2 separate regions of the Homo sapiens genome follow, and region 2 is linked to region 1. The links are chromatin loops, found by intact Hi-C in ENCODE. Cell type or tissue: transverse colon. All regions are shown on one strand. Each heading gives the region's core, and the rest is flanking DNA. Links, peaks and the distances in the headings are about the cores only. Region 1 has its middle 140 kb from the start of EVX1-AS. Region 2 has its middle 170 kb from the start of TSL.

Region 1 (2,829 bases), core at 318-2,817:
GTTCTATGTCAATTCAAGATTATTAAAAATGAAAAACAATATTCCTTGCTTTCTTCTAGTACTTTTGTGGTTTATAGTCTTGTGGTTCCTTTCTAACATTTAATTTGGTATAAGGAGAGAGGTACTGATACAGCTTTATTTTGCTTCCCAATGGCTCTCCACTTGTCTCAACACTGCTTACTGATGGCCCATTTACTCTTTACCGATATACAATGTCACTGTTGTAAACTAAATTCCTGTTTGAACTTGAGTGTGTTATTTGTGGAGTCTGTACTCATTCCACTGATTGGTCTGTTCATTTGCCAAAATCTCGTTATAAGAAATAGAGCAAATTTATCATGCATTTTAGCATCTGCTAGGACAAGTATGCTCCATTACTCTTCTTTTTCAGAATTTTCTAGACACACTAGCATGTTTACTTTTGTGTAGAAAATTGAAAATCTGTCTGGAATTGAAAATTACCATGTTGGTACTTCTATTGAGATTGCATTAAATAGGTCTATTTAGATTGATTTAAGAAGAATTGACTTTTTATGATTATTAAGTCTTTCTATCCAATAACAAGGTTAGCATTTCCATTTATTCAGGTTTTCTTTTGTGTCCCTTAGTAGCATCTTAAAGTTTCTTCATGCACAACTTCAACATTTCTTGTTAAGTTCATTCCTGGATATTTTTCAGTTTCTTCTTATAAATGAGTATTTTTTTTTCATTTTGTTTTCTAATCTGTGTATATTTTGTATCTTATTTTCATACCCATCAATTTTCTGAATTCTTTTACCTGCTATAGTAATTTTTCGATTGATTATCTTTTTGTACTCTCTGCAAGTAGTAATTTTGCCCACCCTCTTCCCATGCTTCCACTTACTTCTTTCACCTGTTCTGTTGTAATGGCTACTACATCTGGAACACTGTCAAATAACAGCAGGAAGAATGGATATCTTGGTCTTGCTCCTGAGTTGAATTAGGAAGGCTTCTAGGGCTTCTGCATTCTGTATGATTCAGGCTTTGGTGAATGATCTTGTTATTTTATTGAGTTAATATGTTATGAAAGCATCCTCAATAATATTTTGTTAAAAGTTGGATAAAAATTTTACAATGAATGTTAGATAATTAAATAAGTTTTCAGCATCCAGGGAAGCAATTGCGATTTTTCTCTTTTGATCTATTAGTATGTTAAACTATAGTCATAGCTTTTTCCGGTATTGGAAAATAAATAGGTAATGTTTATTCTGTGTTTACTTTGTTCCAGGCCCTATTCTAAGCACTTTACATGTGTTAATTCATGGAATCCTCTCAATATACTATAATTAACCCCACCTGAAAAATGAGAAAACTAAAGCACAGAGAAGTTAAATAATTATGTGTCCGAGGTCCTATACCTGGTGAGTACCAGATCCGGAATCTGAACACAGGCAGTTTGGCTCCCGAATCTACATTCTCACCAGCTACTCTCAGCAACGGTCTTTGAAATTCTCATCAAGAGGTAGCATTCTCTTAATGTGTACTGGATTCTCTCTGCTAACACTTTATTTAAGTGGGTTTTTTGGCCTTGATATTAATAGATAACTTTGGACTATAGTTTTTCTGTGTGTATATTATCATTGTCGATTTTTGGAATTGATATCTTGTTAGCTTCAAAAACTAATTTGAAAGTTTTTCTTCTTTTACTGTGGCCTGGAACAGTTTAAGTAGTCCTGGAATGATCTTTTCTTTAAAACATTCTTTGCACCTGTGAAGTGTCTGATTCTAGTGCTTTTGAGCGAGTTGGATTTTTGATAATGTACGCTATTTTTTTCCTCTAATCATTGGTTATTTAGATTTTCTGTAACTTCTATGATTGGTTTTTGTAGTTTATGTTTTTCTAGAAAGCTATCCATTTCATTCAGGTTTTCAACTTTATTTCAGTAGAGCTGAGCAAAGAAATATCTCAAAATTATTTTGTTTTGTATACATACAAAACAGTTCCCAATGTACTATTTTGATTTTGTATTAGCCTATGTTCATATTCTTTTCTTAATTATTTTAGCCAGCAGTTTTTCTGTTTTGTTCTGTTTTCAGAGAAGTAGCTCATGGATTTATTTGTTGGTTTTCTATTTTATTTTAACATTTTACTCTATTTGTGGTTACTTCCCTTACCCATTTCTAATTTTGTATATGCTGTTTCATCTTTTTATTTGACTAGGTTGGCTAATGGTTTGTTATCTATTTTATTGTGTTTTTTTTTTGTTTATTTATCCCAAGTACCATCTTTTGGATCCATTTTTAGTTCCATTTAAAAAACTAATTCCTTTTGCCATATTTAGTTATATTTATTATTATTTTTATAACTTGCCAGAATGACTGTTCCTATTAATTATTTTCATTCTTTTATGTTTCACAACACTAGTTAGTAGAACTATGTGGTGAGAGGCAATATCCCAAAGATTGTGATACATGATTCTTGCATTATCAATATTTTCTAGATATTGCATTTTAAATTTTGTTTTAATTTTTCTATGGACCAAGAGTTAAAGAGATAACTTCTTAGTTTCCAGGTGGTTAAGATTTTTTTGTCTCTTATAAATAGGGTTATTTTGATCAATATTTCAAGGACAATTATATAATGGGCATATTCTTTGTATTCAAGGTTTAGAGGTATAGATATGTACAAATATAGATATAGAGATACACACTTATGTGTGCACACACTCCACCCTATTAACTATGGGATTTAAGTTGTCAGTGGCATTCTTTTTTGTCTACTTGATCTGTCATGGCCTGAAAAAGTGCTCACCACAGTTGCCTTTTTGTCTGTTTCTCTTTGTTTTTATTGCAGTTTTTCTTTTACGG
Region 2 (2,829 bases), core at 42-2,541, 65 kb after region 1:
TATTTCTTGGAGGCTTTGTTCATTTCTTTTTACTCTTTTTTCTCTAATCTTGTCTTCTCACTTTATTTCATTAATTTGGTTTTCAATCATTGATATCCTTTCTTCCACTTGATTGGATTGGCTATTGAAGCTTGTGCATGCCTCACGAAGTTCTCATGCCACGGTTTTCAGCTCCATCAGGTCATTTAAGGTCTTCTCTACACTGTTTATTCTAGTTAGCCATTCATCTAACCTTTTTTTCAAGGTTTTTAGCTTCCTTGTGATGGGTTAGAACATGTTCCTTCAGCTCGGAGAAGTTTGTTATTACCGACCTTCCGAAGCCTACTTCTGTCCACTCGTCAAAGGCATTCACCATCCAGCTTTGTTCCATTGCTGGCAAGGAGCTGCAATCTTTTGGAGGAGAAGAGGTGCTCTGGTTTTTAGAATTTTCAGCTTTTCTGCTCTGGTTTCTCCCCATCTTTGAGGTTTTATCTACCTTTGGTCTTTGATGTTGGTGACCTACGGATGGGGTTTTGGTGTGGTTGTCCTTTTCGTTGATGTTGCTGCTATTCTTTTCTGTTTCCTTCTAACAGTCAGGTCCCTCAGCTGCAGGTCTGTTGGAGTTTGCTGGAGGTCCACTCCAGACCCTGTTTGCCTGGGTATCACCAGCAGAGGCTGCAGAACAGCAAATATTGCTGCCTGATCCTTCCTCTGGAAGCTTTGACCCAGAGGGGCACCCACCTGTATGAGGTGTCAATCAGCCCTTACTGGGAGGTGTCTTGCAGTTAGGCTACACTGGGGGTCAGGGACCCACTTGAGGAGGCAGTCTGTCCAATCTCAGAACTCAAACGCTGTGCTGGGAGAACCACTGCTCTCTTCAGAGCTGTCAGACAGGGACGTTTAAGTCTGCAGAAGTTTCTGCTGCCTTTTGTTCAGCTATGCCCTGCCTACAGAGGTGGAGTTTATAGAGGCAGTAGGCCTTGCTGAGCTGCGGTGGGCTCCACCCAGTTCGAGCTTCCCAGCTGTTTTGTTTACCTACTCAAGCCTCAGCAATGGTGGACGCCCCTCCCCCCACCAGGCTGCAGCCTCGGAGGTTGATCTCAGACTGCTGCCCTAGCAGTGAGCAAGGCTCCGTGGGCATGGGACCCACTGAGCCAGGCACGGGAGAGAATCTCCTGGTCTGCCAGTTGCTAAGACCTGGGAAAAGCACAGTATTTGGGCAGAAGTGTCCTGTTTTTCCAGGTACAGTCTGTCACGGCTTCCCTTGGCTAGGAAAGGGAAATCCCCCAACCCCTTGTGCTTCCCAGGTGAGGCGATGCCCGCCCTGCTTCAGCTCACCCTCCGTGGGCTGCACCCACTGTTCAACCAGTCCCAATGAGATGAACCAGGTACCTCAGTTGGAAATGCAGAAATCACTGTCTTCTGTGTCAATCATGCTGGGAGCTGCAGACCAGAGCTATTCTTATTCAGCCATCTTGCACCATCCGATGTTAAACCAACTTTGCGTCCCTAGGACAATCCCACTTGAGCGTAGTATATAATTATTTTTCTATATTACCTATCCTAATATTTTGTCAAAGACTTTTGTACCTATATTCCAAGTGATGCTGATATGTAGTTTTTCTTTTCTTGCCATGTCTTTGTCTGATTTTGCTATCAGAGTAATACTGGCCTCATGAGTGAGCGGGGAAGTCTTCCCTTCTCTTCTATTTTTTGGAAAAATGTGTGAAGAATTGGCATCAGTTCTTTTTTAAATGTTTGGTAGAATTCATCAATGAAGCCATCTGGTCCTGGGCTTTTCTTTATAGGAAGCTTCTTGATTACTAATTTAATTTCTACTTATTTTAGGTTTACTCACGTTTTCTATTTCTTCTTAAGTAAGTTTGGTTGCATCTGCCTTTCCAGGAATTTGTCCATTTGATCTGTTATCTAGTTTGTTGGCATACAATTTTTTTATAGTATTCCCTTATAATTTTTATTTCTGGAACGTCAGCACTAATGTCCCTCTTTCATTTTTGAGATTTATCTCTTTTTTTCCTGTCTGGCTAAAAGTTTGTCAATTTTGTTGATCTTTTCAAAGAACTAACCTTCAGTTTCATTGATTTTCTCTATTGTTTTTCTGTTTGCTATTTTACTAACTTCTGCACTAATCCTTGGTGCTGCCTTTTTTTCTGCTTGTTAACAAAGCTTTTTTGACATATTAAAAAGAAGAAAAAATTACTTATCCAATATACTTTTGATGGTTATTTGGGTTATTTCCTGATTGAGGCTAGAGGCTATTATGTATAAAGTTGTATGAACATTCTTGCACATATATTTATACGAACATATATTTTTATTTATCTTAAGTACCTTGGAGTGCAACAGGAATAGGGTAGATGTATGTTTCAGTTTACGGAAAACTGTCAAACAATTTTCCAAAGTAGTTGTGCCATGTTATATTCCAACTAGCACTCTGAAAATCACCACATCCTCCCAACATTTGGTATTGTCAGTCTTTTTCCTTTTAGCATTGTGGTGGGAGTATAATGGTATCTGGTATTTTAGTTTGCATTTCCCTGATAACTAACGAGACTGATCGTCTTTTCACTTCTCTCAAAGTAACTAATGAATTTTGTCCCCTTTTCTGTTGACTTGTCTCCTTTTGTCTTACTGATTTGAGTTCTTAATATATTTTTTATATATGTCTTTTGTTGAATAAATTACAGGACCTTCATACAATGGATTACTCTAAAGTAATCAAAGTCAATTAACTATTGCTATATACAGTTACGTGTGTAAACTCACAGACATAATATTGAGAAAAAGAAGCTTTCAAAAAAGAGTACATACTGTGTAACTCTATTTGCA

What was found. Hi-C counts contacts between places; a loop is a spot of excess contacts. Peaks named below come from ENCODE experiments on the same cell type or tissue, not always from the same donor. Only the 100,000 strongest peaks of a DNase experiment are listed, where the experiment ranks them.
Region 2: a loop joins it to region 1, with 4 times the contacts of the local background. A loop is called at or near these places in 2 of 110 quality-filtered maps.

The regions. Positions count from the first base shown.
Region 1 is chr7:27,383,154-27,385,982 of GRCh38, forward strand. No RefSeq gene overlaps it. Among named protein-coding and RNA genes, the nearest start is that of EVX1-AS, 140 kb to the left of the region's middle. In transverse colon, for the core only: no CTCF peak of the experiment used is centred there; no DNase peak of the experiment used is centred there.
Region 2 is chr7:27,448,220-27,451,048 of GRCh38, forward strand. No RefSeq gene overlaps it. Among named protein-coding and RNA genes, the nearest start is that of TSL, 170 kb to the right of the region's middle. In transverse colon, for the core only: no CTCF peak of the experiment used is centred there; a DNase peak (open chromatin) is centred at 1,012.